Linked DNA regions of Homo sapiens: region 1 is linked to region 2. Evidence: read pairs that join two places in POLR2A ChIA-PET (ENCODE). Cell type or tissue: OCI-LY7. All regions are shown on one strand. Links, peaks and the distances in the headings refer to the core of each region. The heading gives the core; the rest is flanking DNA. Region 1 overlaps LOC107986777 (a long non-coding RNA gene). Region 2 overlaps LOC107986777 (a long non-coding RNA gene).

What was found. Peaks named below come from ENCODE experiments on the same cell type or tissue, not always from the same donor. Only the 100,000 strongest peaks of a DNase experiment are listed, where the experiment ranks them.
Region 1: POLR2A ChIA-PET joins it to region 2 with 6 read pairs; 2 of 35 experiments call an interaction of 5 or more read pairs at or near these places.

What each region holds. Positions count from the first base shown.
Region 1 is chr7:24,297,314-24,306,258 of GRCh38, reverse strand. The region is part of intron 2 of LOC107986777 (a long non-coding RNA gene); the gene reads left to right. Among named protein-coding and RNA genes, the nearest start is that of NPY, 18 kb to the right of the region's middle. In OCI-LY7, for the core only: no CTCF peak of the experiment used is centred there; a DNase peak (open chromatin) is centred at 4,348.
Region 2 is chr7:24,371,760-24,380,704 of GRCh38, reverse strand. The region is part of intron 1 of LOC107986777 (a long non-coding RNA gene); the gene reads left to right. Among named protein-coding and RNA genes, the nearest start is that of NPY, 92 kb to the right of the region's middle. In OCI-LY7, for the core only: no CTCF peak of the experiment used is centred there; no DNase peak of the experiment used is centred there.

The DNA of each region.
Region 1 (8,945 bases), core at 1,303-6,302, 74 kb after region 2:
ACTCAACAACTTTTGGGTGCATTGATTAGCTTTGGTACTTAGCCTTTCGTGTAAATTTCTCATGTCACATGCAGGTAACATTTTGTTTCTCCTAAACACATCACCAGATTCATAAGCCAAATAGCAGGGAACAAAGGCTGCAGAATTATGTTTTTACCACAATCTCAAAATATGTTATTCAAGTAAATGGGGAAAATATATTCACTTTTTTTTAAAAAGAAAATTTTATATACTCATTGAACTAGCATGTTCTCTTGTCACTTTTTAAAATGTACAGCAAATGAAAAAGTTTACAGATTACAAGGACATTTTGCAATAAATCAAAAAATATATTGCAAAATGATTCCTGTGGTCTTCAGTAATAATAACAACATCAATAGTCTTAATGGCTATCATTTGTATGGTGCTTTAGTGCTTACAGAATACTTTCAGATCACCAACTTGCTTGAGTCTTATGAGAGGCAGAAATGATTATGATCTGAGGCTTACAGAGGCCAGGTAACCCATGCCTCAGTCCAGCACCAGCAATAGCCCATGGCCGCTGCAGGTCTGGTTTGTCTCTGGAGTCCTCCTACCTCCCCTTCCTCAATCTTCTCCCCAGCTCCACTCTGCCCTCGCTCATGCTCATTATCTGTTGTTCCACCCAAAACACCCACACTCCCCAGCCAAGATCCCTCCTTGGGAAGGACCCATGTCCTGCTTTATCTGTGTCTGTGCATTAAAATCTGCTCTCAGATGGCTGTCCCTGGGAAAGGGACTCATAAACTATTCACACCAAGCTAGTAATGTTCAACAATGATGTATAAACTGCCCTCTACCCCCACCCAGGTATATGTTATCTGCTTTTTAACAGGACCATATGGTGTTGAAGTATGGAGCAGGTTAATTAGAAAGATATTTTGGAGAGGGCCTTCCCACCTGCCCCCTCCTCACCTCATTCATGTTATTTTATTGCTCTACCTGTGAAGCATTAATCATGTAGAGCACTGGACGTGGAGTCAAAAGAATTGAATTTGAGTCCCTGCTCTTGGACAGGTACTTAACTTTGCTGTCCTCAGTCTCGTCACCTCTGAAATGTGAAGATTGGATTAATGTTTCACTTTGCAAGGTGATTGGAGTGACCAATGACACAAAAATCTCAGAATTACCTAAAACAGAAATTTTGTCAAAGCTCCAGGACTAGAGAACTTGTACTGGAGACGGTGCAAGAATGAGACCAAGATCTCACTGCCCCATGGGCCTCACACCACCAGCCACTGGGGTCCCAGGAGGCTCTCCTGAAACACGTGAGCTGCAAGGCTGAGCTGAGCTCTGCCATTAGCTGTTACTTGACACCCTGTCTTCCCTGTACCACCGCTGTTTTTACATGTTTTACTTTGGCTTGTCCTTGAGTATGTAACAGAGATGATGTCATTGAAATACCTCGTTAGGCATATCTCCTCTCAGCAATTTAGTTTCTAATGCCCCCTCCACCATTAATGCTGTTTTATGGCTCTAGGAAAGGGGAAGGTGATTACTGCCCAGAACAAAGAAGGTGGGAAGAAAGAGGCGATATGGTATAGAGGCAACAGGTGGAAAGGACAAGTAGAGGCCCTTTTACCAGACAGAAAACAACATATAGACATGATAAGACTATGGTTCAAATGCTGCTGCTCTTTGGGGTTAGCTCAGTGTGTATGGGGAATGGAGGAGAAGTAAGAATATAGAAAACCCAGAAAAAGGGAAGGGGTTTGTAGGATGCTTTTCTCCAACACTGGTGTCCAGAGTAGAAAAAAAAATGGCAACATGCAATATTTAGGTGGATAAAAGGATAAGACAATACCCTCTGCTTTCCTGTGTGTATGGCAGGGGAGGCAGCTCAGAGTGCTGGCTGGACCACGTGTGCTCAGTTGAAGGGCACAGTGTCCCTCTAGCAGAGGATTGAGAGTAAGTGTTCAACCTCTTAGATGGATGTGATTCACAGCCAGAGATTAGTGGATCAACAGCATAATGAGAGGCAATGTGAAGGCCCAGTTAGACAGGACACATGATGCTTGAACCACCCTGAGAGAAGGGATCACAGCCAAGAGCACTTCAATAATGAGTGAGGGCAGAGGCTACTGCTGCCCAGACACGAGTGGCAATAAATTGCTGCTTCTTTGGGGGTAAGAAGTCCCTGGAGGGCAACATTTAGGTCAAAAGTCCTTCCCCCAACACCAAGCTTCTCCTTGCACTTAGATTATATGTCGGAAAAAGGAAGGGAAACTTTTGAAGGAGAGAAACAATCCAGATATAGAGTTTGAAATTTAAATTGATTACATACCTAAAATGAGTCAGAGGAGATTGAGTTACATTTAATTGGTAAGTTTAACTCTTCTCACCATCAATGTGAAAGTTACTTTGCAAGAAAATTAAGTTCCACAAGGTTGGAATAAAAAAAGTTACCTTTTTCAATATATATAATAGATAGTGATCAAATCAGGGTAATTAGCATATCCATCATCTCAAACATTTATCATTCCTTTGTGTTAAGAACATTCAATATCCTCCTTCTATCAATTTGAAACTATATATTATTGTTAACTCTAGTCATCCTGCAGTACTATAGACCATGACAACTTATTCCCAAGGAAAGTTACTTTCAAAAAATTTTTTCGAGATATAGTATGAACCACAAATAAATGTCTGTGCTATAAATGAATAAACAGTCCACCTTTAACATTCTGGCAAATCCCAATCTTAGAAAATACCATGTTAACAATGTAGAAGACAATTTTTAGTTCTCTAGTATAAGTTGTTCCTCTAGAGCAACTGCATTGTAATCTTTCAGGATGTAATTACTATTCATCATTCTGTTATGAAAAACTACCAATAAAGGCTGCTAGGGACTGATACCAGGAACAAGGTTTGACAATTTCCAACAAGTTAATTATTTTTAAAGTTCCTCCTATCTCTTGATCCTTGTGGAACACTGACATCGATTTTGGCATTATGAAGAAGTGGCCTGGGATGTGGCTGTCTTTCTTACTTACTGCCTCCCCTCACACTTTAGTAGCTGAGATGTGGGAGAATGAATGCTACATCAATGGGGAAACATTCTACAGTTATGCATAGGTAAACAGTTATACCAAAGTCATTTCTCCTTGATAAGATCAGATGCAACAGGAATTTAAAGCAATGACCCCATTCAGATCTTTCAAAGATATTAATTGCCAACTTTGTTAGAGAGATCCCGCAATCTGGGACTCAGAGGCTATAGGTCATCAATGTGGTAGGTGCCGTGAGTGAGGGACAAGTCAGGGTTTGCATCTTTATTGGTCCTTTCTTTCCCTATTGAATCCATAGGACTCAGATTTCTAAAGGCCAGGTTGATGATGTAACTAAATTAGCTATTGAAATCCCTTTTTGTAAAACCATCCCTAATTAATGGTATGACAACATACACACCTATTTGCTATGTCTTAGTGGAGGGAGAGAACAAGAATTTAGTGAGCACTCACTATATGCCAGGTATTTTGTCAAGTATCTTATTCATTTCCTCATTTAATTCTAGCAATTGTGCAAGGTTGTATTAATCATGTTTTCAGAAGCTGAAACTAAGGGAGACAGAGAATGTGACTTGGCTGAGATCATCCAAGTAGTAAGTGATGGAGCATGATTATAACTCCTGTTATAAGAAAGTGCCTATTCTTTCTTCTATTCCATACTTCTTTGATAGGAGCTGATTTTCTCACTATTCTGTGGTTTCCTTAACTATTTATGGTATAAAGTTATGTGCATCTTCCTTTCTCTTTGATGGTAGCCTTACTGATACATTTGCCTGAATACAGTTGTGTAACTGTCTCGTGTACATGCAGGAGACATAAGGAATGACTGCCATTTTGTGGACACACAGGACATAGTAACGAGTGGAGAATCTGTGACTGTAAGATCCAGTTGAGTAAAATTCAAGTACTAAGATGATACAAACAAATTAGAAATGCTGAATAGAATATACAATGTTGAAAATGTAAAATAGAGCTCACAAAAAGAATAACAGTACCAGAAATTAAAATTAAAACTAAAAAATCAAAGATCTAAGCAACTGTGCTCATGCTTCAGCCTTTCTAAGATAGTACCAGGAATAAGTTCAAGTAAACTAGGAACTTAGATTTTAATGCTTACACGAGGGTGATAAATTAGGCCTCCAGCCCAAGCGAATTGGGAAGGTGGAACTGATCTTTCAGCATAAACACAAATAGCCATCAAATAGCGGTTTATTACAGATACAACAAATAATGAAAGGATGGACTAGAAAAAACTATGCCCATGGCTTAGCTTGCCTGTCCATGCCTGTGCTATAAAAGTGGGGAGGTTGTCTTCATAGGGAACTGAAACCCTAGTTGTACATCATGGTGGTTTGGCAGTTAGATTTCTATTACCCCCATAATCCAAAAGTCACCAAGCCAAAAAATTGATATGAGATGGTTGGTGATTCCCCTGGCATACTTGGCAAATATAAATACAAAGCTGCTCTGAAGGATCATTCCCACAATCCAAGTTATATGGAGTTTCCACAGGGAAGCAGAACACAAAAGATAGATGGGTACACTTACTACACTGAGGTAGTAAGGGCTCAAGGACCCACTGAAGAGAAATTCAGAAACTAGAAGAAAGATTTGAATAAATTATTCAGCATGCAGCATAGATTGTAAAAAATAGATGGGAAATAGAAGTAAATTAAGAGATTTGGAACACAGAATAAGAAAGTTTACTCAATAGAATTTGATGAACAAAAGAACATAGAAAGTAAGAGAGAGACAACATTTAAAGAGGTGGCTGTGAATAGATAAAAGGCATAAATTCATGTATTTAAAACCACAATAAGTCTCTACAAGGATAATAAAAAGAAATCCCACATCTGAACACATCATCATCCTGAAATTCAGGCCACCAAGACGAAGATAAATTCTTACAATCAACCATAGAGGAAAAGATGAAAAGCAACCATAGTGGAAAGATAAAAAAAGATAGAAAATAAGTTATGAATGACTACAGACTTCTCAAGATCAACAGTGGAGGCTGGGAGTCATTGAAATACTAGCTTCAGAGTGTTAACAGAAAATTGGAGATGTAGAGCACTGTATGCAGCTAAAGTGTCATTCAAGAGTCAGGGTGAAAAACATATATTTACAGAAATGACTAAAATATTTTAGCATTGAAAGACCCTGTCTTGAAGAACTACTGAAGGATATACTCCAGGAAGAAGGAATTTGAACCCAGAAAGAAGGAATACATTGAAAGAAGTAATAATGAACAACGAACAACAAAACATTGGTAAACATGAGTAAATATAAATAAACCTTGACTATACATTTAAAAAAAAAATGCCTTTCTAGCTTGGGAGGACAAACAAACAAAATGTCTAGAGCGGGTTATTGTAATTGAACAGATTTTAATGCCCTTACTTTGTTTAGGTAGAAAATATAGTATCCAAGCTAGCAGAGATATGAAGTGGAATTAGGAAATTTGATTTATTCAATAGAAGGCAAGAAAAAGAAAAAAAATGAAAAAAAAAAAGCATGGCAAAGAGAAAGAACAAAATAAGTTGTAGAAATAGATCCATATATATTCAGTAATCATAATAAATGTAAATAGTCTAAATTTACTAGTTAAGAGAACTTTTTGTTTACATTTTTCAAATAGCTACATTGTGTTACAAAAGATACAACTAGAACTTAATGGCTACTAAAGGTTGAAGGTTAATAGATAAAAGAAATAGGTAAATATCAATTTTTTTAAAGCTAGCATAGCTGTTATGAGTATTAGACACACTAGACTTCTAGATGAAATGCATTTTTGAGGTTAAGGAGGGTTGGTACATGATAATAAGGATCCCAGGTCTTTCTGACATCTTAGCAATTCTCAGTGCTGCCTCTCCCTTGTGACCATAGTGCATGATGTCACACAATGATTTAAATTACCTGTGGGTAAAAAGGTATAACTCAAGGAACATTGGTATATAGTCAGACTGGCCTTGGTTAAAGTTCCAGCCTCGCCAACCACCACGTTTGTTGTCTTGTTTCATTTCACCTCTCTGAGCCTGTTTCCTCATCTGTAAAATGTGGCCAGTGTTTCTGCCTCTCATGGTTTCAGTGATAATTAAAATAATTAAAGTAAATAAAGGGCCAATTTATACTAGTTTCTAAATAAATGTTAGTTCCCTCATGCCCTATTTCTTATCACCAAATAAAACCTGCAAAACTTACTTATAACTTTAGAAGGCAAATAGCTATTTAGGATTTCAAGCAGAAAACATTTTTCTTATGAAGAGTTAATTATCCATGAAATTAAATATTTATGCATTCATAGAACCAATGTATTTATAATGTTACAATATGAAAGTGGCTGGTCTAGAAATTATAAGATGTTTTAATGTCTTCACAGCTGATGTTTCTCCATCATGGGAATATTTTTACATTACCTTTTACAATTATCTAACGGGAATAATGTACTGTAAGGTTGCTTAGGAAAATAGCATGCAGTTGAACATTTATATTCAGGTGTGTAAATGCTGACTGCTGGTTGAGATGCCCACTTGTAAGCAGCTTGACACTCAAGCATGTTTTCCCTTAAAACAAGATCATAAATGGCAGTTTGTTTCCCAAGTTGGGTGACCAACTTATCCAGGTTTGCCTAAAGCGGAGCGATTTCCCAGGAGGCAAGACTTTCAATGCTAAGCCTAGGACAGTCCTGGGACAACCAGAATGGTTGGTCACCTTGCCAGGCCAACACCCCAAAACTGATCTGCCTGCCTCAGCCACTGCTGCTTCATCGGAACCCTGCTCTGCCAGGAGCCGAAGTTCCTCCTGTTGTATGGCTGGGCACAACACTTGATCTCTGACAGTCACCTGAGCCCCCAGGGACGAATAGCTCTGGCTTCTGCGTGGGGAGATAAAATAAGCATTTCCTGTCTGTTACATTTTATCCCTTAGACCCCAGTGTGCCTTATCCTATGCCTAGAAAACACATCTTTCAAAAACATGATATTTTTAGCTCTGATCACATGCTCTTCTCTGATTGTTGCCCAAAATGAGGCCCCCATGTTCAGGGTGGAGGTATAAGCAGCAAAAGAGGATCAGATGCTGTCATATCCCCTCCACAGTCCTTATTCTCTCATCCCACCACCCACACATATCAACTCAGACAACAGATGCTCACTCTGAGATGCATGGTCCATCACCACTTCCCCAGACAGTGATTTCAGAATCCCAGTTGGAGCTTGATTAAGTACTGCACAGCCATTTTTCTAGGAATATGATGTTGTTAATAATGACCTTGACATCCACAAAAGTAAAGCACAGGCTATTGAACAACTGCCATCCACCAAGGTCCAATTCAAATGACACTTCCCATTCCTCACATATACTAGTGGAAATGATTTCAGCCTCCCCTGTTCTCCCATAGCACTTACTTTATGCTTCTATTTAAACATTGATCATGATCTGCCTTGCATTATAGTTCCTTAAGCATGTGTCTATCTCCTTTATAAATTGTTAGGTCTTTAAGAGCAGGGAAACTGTCTCACTCATTTTATATCACCCCTAGAACCTAGCAGAGTACCAGTCACAGGGAGACTATTCAATGAATATTTCAGAAATTGATAACATCCTTGGGACTCTAGAAACCCATTAGAGATCAGCTGGTTCCATTTTAACCTGATCAATAATCCAGCCTGTTAGAAAGAGTGACTATATTAAATATGTTCTGCCAACATTGCTTATTCTTGCATTAAATTTCACAGACCAGTTAATTCAGTAGGCCGTTCTGGTTCGAGAAGACTTGGCAGTGATAGAAAAGATACAGGTATTAGAATAAATAAAATTCAAATTATTCTAGGCAAGCTTTAATTGAAAACTTATTTGAATGATGTTATTCTCTCTAACAGATAATTCCCAAATAGTAAGGTGTTATTTAGTGAGAAGAAAGGGTAAAATGTGACTTTTATATTCTATAGAAAGATTCTCATTTCAACTTAAATTGCTTCATAATACCATAGTAAAGCAGCCAAACTAATGAGTGAAGTCAAATTTCAGATAAATACACCGAACAAATCAGTTTAAAATTCAATTAAATTCTGAAAAAGCAAAGAATTCTGAAATTAGGAATAAATTGGGAATCAAAGGAATCCATGTCTTATAGATAAAACAGTTTGAAAAAAAACAAATTCTTTATGTTTAAATATCAAAATAATTTACCCAAGGACATAAAGAGTTGTAAAATATACCCCCTAAATAGAGCCAATACATTAGTATGCAATATAAGTGGTAACAATTGGTGAAAACTCCAAAATCTTCACTAAATTCAAAGCCAGGAAAAAATCATCAGTGACCCAAAAAGCATTTCACAGAATTTTGGTACTTCAATATTCAAGACTCTTTGGAAAAAAAAAAGATTTTTTAAGAACTTGATATTAAAGGTAATGCCAGGTAAATCAAACTTCCAAGATGACAGAAACGAACTGTGTATTCAACCAGTAACTTTCAGAGATCCACAAAGCTATGGTTAAATAAACTTTCATATTTTTGTCAAGACCCTGCATAAATGCTACCTGTACCTCCTGAAAGAACCACAAAAAACCTTTGTGAGGCTGTTCAACAAACATTGCACTTGTTCTGGCTCCTCTGGGATCATTCTCAGTATTTACAATCAACTTCAGACTGAACTAGCTCTCGTGGAGAATCCTGTGCGTCAGGCAACAAGGGCAGTATCAACATATCCATACCACCCTTCCCATAATTGCACAGCATTTGAATACTGCAGCATCAGAATGAGTTTAAATTGATAGCTATTACTTAGCACATTAAAAAAAATGAGCCCGTATGACACATATGATTAATTATATGTTATTCCATTCTGATTTTAAAAAGAGAAAAAGATCCTGTGTGATTTCACACTGTGCTGATTTTTCTAATAGGCAGAAGAAA
Region 2 (8,945 bases), core at 1,493-6,492:
AAAAGGCAGTTTTCGTAGTGATGGCTTACAGATTCAGAATGTCTTGGGGGTGGGGGGCGGCGGGGGGTCAGGGAATCTGCATATTAAACAGCTTCTTGGGTGAGCTTGACGTGCTAAAGTTTCACATGCTGGCTTAGGCAAACAAAGAAAAGGAGGGGAGAAATACAAATTTTTCATTTAGGATTTGCTGCATTCATGACATGGTTCAAGGCCAATGAAGTATTCAGAATGAGATGATTGAGGATGCTACATCTTCATAAATGAAGCCCAAGTGAGGGAGTGACTTGTCTGGGGTTAGTTGAATTGGAGAAGTAGGAATTTGGGACATCTGTCTCCTCGCTACTCAGAATGTAGTCTCTGGATCAACAGCATCAACTTCACCTTTGAGTTTACTGGAAATGCAAATCTTAGGCCTTGCCCCAAACCTACCGTCTTAGTCCATTTGCGTTGTTAGAAAAGAATACCTGATGCTGGGCAATTTGTAAAGAAAAGAGGTGTATTCGGCTCACAGTTTTGCAGGCTGTATAAGAAGCATGGCACTGGCACCTGCTTGGCTTCTGGTGGGGCCTTGGGCTGCTTCCACTCATGGCAGAAGGTGAAGGGGGGCTGCGTGCAGACAGCACGTGGAGAGTAGACCAAGAAAAGAGGAGGAGGTGCCAGGCTCTTTTCAACACCAATTCTCTCAGGAACCAAAGGTGAAAACTCAATCCCTTTATGAATGGCACCAAGCCATTCATAAAGGATCTGCCATAAGGCTCCAACAATGGGGATAGAATTTCAACATGAGACCTGGTGGGGCCAAAAAATCCCATATTCAAACCATAGTACCTACTACTCAGTTTGCATTTTAACAAGACGCTAAGATGATTCAATTGCACCTTAAAAATTGTTTTACAACTTTATTTGGGCATATTTTACATATGTAACTTACCCATTTCAAGTGTACAATTCAATAATTTTTAGTGAAATTACCAAGTTGTACAACCATCACTATAAATCAGTTTTAAAACACTTCTATAATATTACCCCAATAAGATCCCTCATTCCCTTTACTGTCAATCTGGTTCCTTCCCATCTCTTTCCCAGGCAACCCCTGATCCACTGTCTCTTATAAATTTATCAGATAAGTGGAGCTATACAATATGTGATCCCTTGTGTCTTGCCTCTTTAATGTTATGCTTTTTGTGGTTTGTCCATGCTGTACAGATACCAGTACTTCATTTCTTTCTATTGCCAAATAACATTCCATTGTTATGATTATATCGCATTCCGAAGCAGGAAATCTCCCTGACTCCTTTGTGGTGGGAACTGGAGTGCACAGGTGCTAGAACTAGCCGCTGCTTAGGTGCCAACAGGGGCGGACTCCACTTGCTTGGTCCTGCTGTGTTCTACTCCTCACAGGAAGGGGAATGCTGGTGAGTGGGTGCAGGAGCCAGGGTGAGCACTTTTGGGCACCGGCAGGAACAAAACTGTGTGCAGCCCTCCCCACCCCAGTAACACCTAGGGGGGTGCCCACAACCCTGAAGACCCAGAAAGAGTGTTACAGTCAGTGCTCTTTTAGCTTTGCTGTCCACGGATGGCTTAAGTGTTAACAGCTCAGTGGAGGGTTAGTCTGGCAGCCTTTTGCACCTGCACCCCAGTTCTTTTCTGGCATCCAGGAGGAATGAAGTTGCATGAACAAATTGGAGATGGTAAATGCCAAGGATTTTATTGCTGACCAAAGTGGCTCTCAGATGGAAGGGGAGCTGAAAAAGGGATGGAGTGAGAAGATAATCTTCCCCTGGAGTTCGGCTGTCCCCAGACTCCTAAGCAACGCCATCAAGCTGTCCCTCTAAATCAAGCTGCTGCTCTTTGACATCCAACCGTAGTCTCTGATGTTCTGCTGCTTCTCCTCTTCTCTTCTTTTCCTCTGCCAGTGGAGCCTGGGGTTCTTATGGGCACAGGATGGGGAGCAGGTTGGCCATGGATGGTTTTGGAAAAGGCAACATTCGAGTGGGGAAAAAAGTGGGAATGTATGCTCCCACTTTGGGCCGTGGCTCCAGGTTAGAGGATGGCACTCTAGCTGGGGACCGCCCTCTTCTGCCCAGAATTTCCCTGCCTTCTGTCCCTATCAATTCTGTTTATGTGTTCATTAGTTGATGGGCATTTGTGGGGTTTTTTTCCCAATTTTAGGACCATTATGAGTAATACGTAAAAGAACATTTGTGTACAAGTCTTTTTGTGGCATATATTTTTATTTCACTTGGGTAGATGAGAGTAGACTCACTGGGTCAAATGGTACTGCACACTAAGACTTGAGAAGCACTGTTCCAGACCTTTTCTGTGTGTGCCAGAATGTGATAACCCCTTGGGTAATGGAGTGCTCATGGGCTTGTCCAGGTCTGAGTAAGGCTTGGTTCTGTTACTAGTAATTGTGTGATGTTGAACAAATAACTTTATTTAGTTGGTGAAGTAGATTTATAATCCCTACTGCATAGGGTTACTGTGAGATATAGAGCCACAAGTAGACTTTGGAGCAAAAGGAACCTAGGTTGAAGGCTAATCTGGCTAACTTTTTATGGCTGGATAAGTTGCCAAACCCCCAAGGCCAGTTTCTTTGTCTATAAATGGGGGATAATAATAATATATTTCTTGCTAGGCTTAAATAATGTGTTCACTACCTTAACAAAATAATCAATAAACACTGGCAACTATTACATAAAACACCTAGCTCAGATTGGGTGCTCAGAAAATGCTGGGTCACTACAAGATGGTTTCTACATCTTGGATCTTTCCTGGGGAAGAGATCAATTAAGAGGACACACACACACACACACACACACACACACACACACAGCCTGAGTTATTTTGCTTTGTGTGGTAGAACCAGGAGTTTCTCCTAAACAAAGTTAAACCTTCTCGATGAACTCACTTGTGATTTGTAAACATTCAACTCCAAGTCCAGGAGACATGTCTGTGATGCTGAGGTTTCAGTTCTGGAACATGTAAATGTACACTACTTGGTTACAGGCTCAGATTAGCTCAGGAGCTTCTTGAGCACCATGGCTTAAGGAAGGATTTACCAGGGAGTCCTGGGCTATATTAACTTTACTTAGCAGAGCAGAAAAACAACCTGCAGCAGCCATGGGGGTCATGGGTCAGTGAGCTTGACTGACCATTTTTTCAGATAATTCTAGGACCAGCTTTCAAGGGGAAAGTGAATACTGTCACCACTTCAGTTAGCCCCTGTTATAACCTAGACGTACACCATGCTGACATGCCCTCTTCCTCATTCTAATATAAAGACCTCTTGCAAAAAGACAGACATTTATACATGGGCACAGGATGCCTAATTATAAGAGCTTTTGTGCATAACCCTGTCCTTAGATGAGGTCTGATGCCCTTGACTCTCCTCATCCATTCCCTTTGCCCATGTGGCTGCAGGCTAACATGACTACCTCCCTCTCTGTAGCAGGAAATGTCCTGCATCTCTGCTGGCCAAAATGTGTCCACAGTCTGTTGTGGCTGTGAGGACCCACTCAGTGAAGAAGTGAGGAGATCTCTTTCTTGCTATCTCTAGAAGGCCACTGTATTAGCTTACTCAGGCTGCCACAACAAAATATCTCAGATTGCTTGGCTTAAACACCAGAAAGTTATTTTCTCCCTGTGGTGGAGGCTGGAAAGTCCAGGACTGAGGTCTGGTAGGGTTCAGTTTCTGGTGAAGGCACTCTTTTGGGTTTGCAGGGGCTGCCTTCTTTCTATGGCATGGCAGACACATGGCAGAGAGAGAGGAGTTTTCTGGTGCCTCTCCTTATAAGAACACTCATCCTATTAAATCACAGCCCCACTCTTACGACCTCGTTTAATCTTAATTACCTCCTTATAGGCACTGTCTCCAATACAGTCACATCAGGGGTTAGGGCTTCAACATAAGGGTTTTGGGGGACACAATTTAGTCCACAGCAGCCACTTACCAGAAGGATGGTTTAGGAAGATCCCACTGTTTGGTGAATACAATGGTTCTCCCTGTTGGTGGAGGCGGGGAGATGTGAGAGCTGGAATGGGAAACATCTGCTATAAAGCTAATGCCAGCCAGTCTTGTGTTAGGCTTGAGAAACTAAGCCCTAAATCAATTGTGTTCACAGGGGTAAAATGATTATCATTCCAAAAAGGGAGGATAAGAGTTGAGAAGTGGGTATCGTTTCATCTTATGCATTAAAAATGGGGGGAAAAAAGAAAAAGCCTTCTGACTCAGGCACCAATTGCTTAGCTTTAATTGTCTATGTGACTGTGATTGCAAAGTTGTCTCCCAGAATTTAGTGGAAGTATTAAAGTGTATTAGATCGCTGCTGGGGCTTAATGACAACAGGAATCATCCCAATTCAGAAGGCAGTTATTTATCTGGTGACCTTTTACAATGTGGCAAGTTTTCCTTCAGGATTTTTTACAGTGACTGATATTTCCAATAAACATGGGTCTTTCCCTTCCCCCCAATCAATTGTTGGTATTTGAATGTCATGAAACTAAAAGCTGTGAAATTAAACGTGCTGTGCAAGTTACGAAAATGGGGAGACTGAAATGAGACTGTAGGTCCCTTTTATATAATATCAGTGCACCATTATGATACAAATTCAGGGAAAATGGACTGTTGTGTTGATGGGAATATGTAGCATTGGGCATGGAGTGTTTGTTTGGAGGGGTTAATGTCAATTTCTTCAATTCAACACTGCCATGATTGCTGGGTCATGCCAGAGGACTTTGTATTTGCTTTCCCAATTTCTATCCCAATCAGCTGTGACACTGCAGACAATTTCTTTTGTGATCTGCAGAGCTCTAAGGTCAAGGGAACGGGGGCCTGGATCAACCCATCACAATACATGGACTTCTAAAGGTGCTTTTATGTATTGATCTGAAATGTCTCTGTGATTTCCAAGCACATGTGCTTTAGTGGACTGTATTTATGTTACCGTGATCACTGATTGCTCTCATAATCACTGGAAGGGAGGTTGCTATTCCCATCTTTGATTTACAAGTGAGAATGCTGTGTTCACAGTGTTTTAAATATAGGTTTAATTTTTCGGGTATGTTACGGCCAACAGATCAGAAGACAACCACTATTGAGAAGATAATTGTTACAGTTCCCAAAAGGAGGCACGCTGCACCACACAGGGTCCCATGGGGAAGCACCAGGGTGGATCAGGAGGCAGAGGGGGTTAGGGGAAGACTTGGGCAACAGGCTTTATCATGATTTCCCTGGAAAAGGAATGGGTGAGGCAGGGTAAGCAGGCTGAGGATTGACCATTTCAGCATTTCAGCAGGCTCTGGGTCACACAGGTTGTCCCCAGCCATCTGGTACCTGACCCTGGGTGATGAGAGCAGGTGGATGATGGCCCAGAAGGCGAGAGCCTGATAAAGCAGGTGGTTGGGGTGTGAGCTCTGGAATGTTTTGTTTGCATATCAAAAGTGTGCTTGCAGATAAGTTCTTTATTATCTCTAGAAATTGGCTGTCTCCGGGAAGGGCAGTTTCTCCAGGGTCAGCAAGGCCCCAGGTGTCAAAGCATCAGAAACACATTGTTAATAAACAGAGGAATGAGGTGCTGTGCATTAGGACTCAGGGCTAGTCTGGGGCAGAACTGTACTTAGAAAGAAAAATATACAGGTTTCTGGAACCTAACCACAGCATCATAGTTTCAAGCTGAAGAAGAGACCTCCAAATCATCCTACCTTCTTATATGAATGAGGAAATTGGAGCTCAGAGAGGCCATGAGGCCTGCCCAAGGTCACCAAGCATCATGACTTCTTTCTCCTCTGTCCAGTCCCTTTCTACACCATCCTGATTTGCCCACTACTTTCCAATGTTATGACCCTGGTCCTGTCTCTCCCACATCCCTCCAATTACAGGCACACGGGGGAGGATTTCTCTTTTTTATCCAGTTTCCTAGACGTGAGCAGTGATTATGTAATTGGCCCATTTTGGTTTGGGGCAGCGTCAGAGCAAAAGAAAGTGGTTTATTGGAAGAGGTCTGCATCAAACCAAGCTCTGCTTGAAAGAAAGGAGCTCTCTATTCTATTCATAAACAGACAATCCTTCTGATGAGAGAGTCTCAGTGTTCCCTTTTTGATCAATTTACCCTCAAGACCTTACATCTTTTTCATAATATGGCCTCAGGTCTGATATATTTCCTTTGGTTCTGTTACAGTAACCAGCCCCCAGTGTCTAGACATTTCTTTTTCTACGAAGGTAGGAGGGTATATTGATTTTTGCAGTTTGTAAGTTTAGTTTTCAACAGAGTTTCAGATCTGCAGTATGAACAACTTTCTCCAGTTTGAGTTGTATGGTCAGCGAGCAACTTTCTCAGTGATCCTCGACCTTGGATGCACATTAGAATTATCTAGGGACCCTTTAAAAATCCAATGCCAGGCCGGGCATGCTGGCTCATGCCTGTAATCCCAGCACTTTGGGAGGCCGTGACAGGTGGATCACCTGAGGTCAGGAGTTTGAGACCAGCCTGACCGAAAAGGTGAAACCCTGTCTCTACTAAAAATACAAAAATTAGCCGGGTGTGGTGGCAGGCTCCTGTAGTCCCAGCTGCTCAGGAGGCTGAGGCAGGAGAATTGCTTGAATCTGGGAGGCAGAAGTTGCAGTGAGCCGAGCTGAGATCGCGCCACTGCACTACAGGCCTGGGTGATAGAGCAAGACTCTGAAAAAAAAAAAAAAATCCAACGTCAGATCCCCCTCCTCGGACATTCATACTTGATTGATCTAGGGTGGGACCCAAGAAATGGGATATTTTTGCTTCTCCGGAGTGATCCTACCGTGGAACCGGAAATACAAATCACTGAGCTAGAGGGAAACTGGCCAGCAGTGACAGGAAGGTGATGCCCTGGATTCATCTGAGAGTATCCATAGGCCTGAGATACAGAAACCACTGGCCAGATGGTCTTCTCATTTCACACAGGACCCACCTGTTCCTGCCCCTCCGTCTGAACACAAAACCTGATGACACCACACTCCGCCTGAAAATCCTTCAATGCTTCTCTACTAACTGAAAATAAAGTAAAAAAATCTGCGGTGTTGGCGTTGTGGTTACTATTACTAGGTAACAAACCACTCCCAAATGTCAGCCATTTTATCATGCTCATGGATTCTGTGAGTCGGGATGCAGACAGGACACAATGAGGACGGCTTGCCTGTGCTCCACAGAGTCTGGAGTCTCTGCTGGAAACTCCCAAGCTGGGGGCGGCTTAATAGCTGGGAGCTGGAATGATCTGGAAGTGTCATCACTCACATCTGGAGTTGATGCTGGCTGTCGGCTGGGATCTCAGCTGGGGCTGTTGACCTGAGCACCCACCTGCGACCTCTCCTTGTAGCCTGGTGGCCTGAGTACCAGCACGGTGGCCTCAGGCCAGCTGGACTTCTCAGCTGGCGGTTCAGTGTTCCAAGAGTCAGAAAAGTGCTTCGTTTGACCTAGCTTCAGCAGTCACATAGCATCGCTTCCTTCTGCTGCATTTGTAAAGCAGTCATAAACCTGCTCAGATTCAAGTGGAGGGGATGTAACCCCGCCTCTAGATGGGGGAGGGTGGCAAGCTCCCATTGTAGAAGAGCATGTGGGATGGGAGATATTACTGGAGACATCTTTAGGATTTTGCTCAGCTGTAATGGCTGCATCTCATTGTCTTATTCTTCACTCCAGTCCAGCTAAAGTGTTTATAGTTCCCAGAAGACACAATTCTCTTCCATACTGCCTTTGCTTCATGTTTTTCCTTTTCTCTAGAATGTCTCTCCTGCTCAAATCCCCCTTCCTAATTCAGCTGCCTTGTAGGGCTCGGCTGGAGCAACACCTTCTCAGGGAAGGTGTTCATGGGGTGCTGGGTGCTCCTCGGTGCAGCTGTGCCTCTCTGTGTGTCTCTCAGATGGGCCTTCATCCCACTGCAGGCTGTTGGGGGATTCAGGTCTCCCTCTCCCTCACTATTCTGTAAGTTTCTTCAGGATAGAAGCTGTTTTCTTTTAATGTTCCCAACACTTAGCAGTGTTTGGCCTAAAGTGGGTGTTCAAAAAATAGTAATAAATGTAGTTCTATTATGGTCAGCACACACCTTTTAAAACTAAGATTTAAAAATTAGACTTGCCTCCTAGGCTTGCAACACTTCCGCAATATTGAAGAGCTTAGGGAATCCCATGGGAACAGGGACTCACCAGTTTCTCCTGCTTTGCACTTGTCCCTCAGCCCTAAGTGGCCATTTACATCCCTTTTGGTTTCTCATTCCCATTACAAAAAGGCCTCCCTTGAGTATTAACAATAAATTTGTTAATGTTGCCGAAGTGCTTAGAAGATGGAAAGAGCTGTATGTAAGCTAAATATTATTATTAATAATGGTATGAGATTGATTATTCATTTCCACAGAACTTCTCCTATTTGGTCTGCGCAAAAGTGGAAATTGGTTGTGTTAAATTGGCTTACCTGCTCCATTTGGCGCTGTCAGGAAAATCAGTGAGACACACATGAATATTCTTCCATGTACATAGCCATTTTCAAAGTTAGACGATCATCAATATTTATTGTAAGCAGTTATGGAAAAAAATGGATGAATATTTAACACATGGGGGCATTTAGGTATTATTAAATGTGCCTGGCCAAGCAAATTTTGAAGCTATATTTGGGCTTTAACTTACAACAGAAAATCCATATTATTAATTAGATACATGGTCATGTTTGAAAGGCTGTCGCTAGAATGGTCTTGGAATCTGAAGGCAGAGAACAACTTCTGAATGGCAAAAGCTACTCTATGCCCTTATGCCTAGCAAGGAGTTCCAGACAATTGCAGGATGGTGCCTTTAGACATTTCCTGGTCTTACTGATGAGACAACATCCTAATGTCAGATACGAGAAATTCCCAATTTAGAGACACATGTGCTTCATAGGCCCTGGATTCCCATATCACAACTGATAGCGAACTTTGCAAGA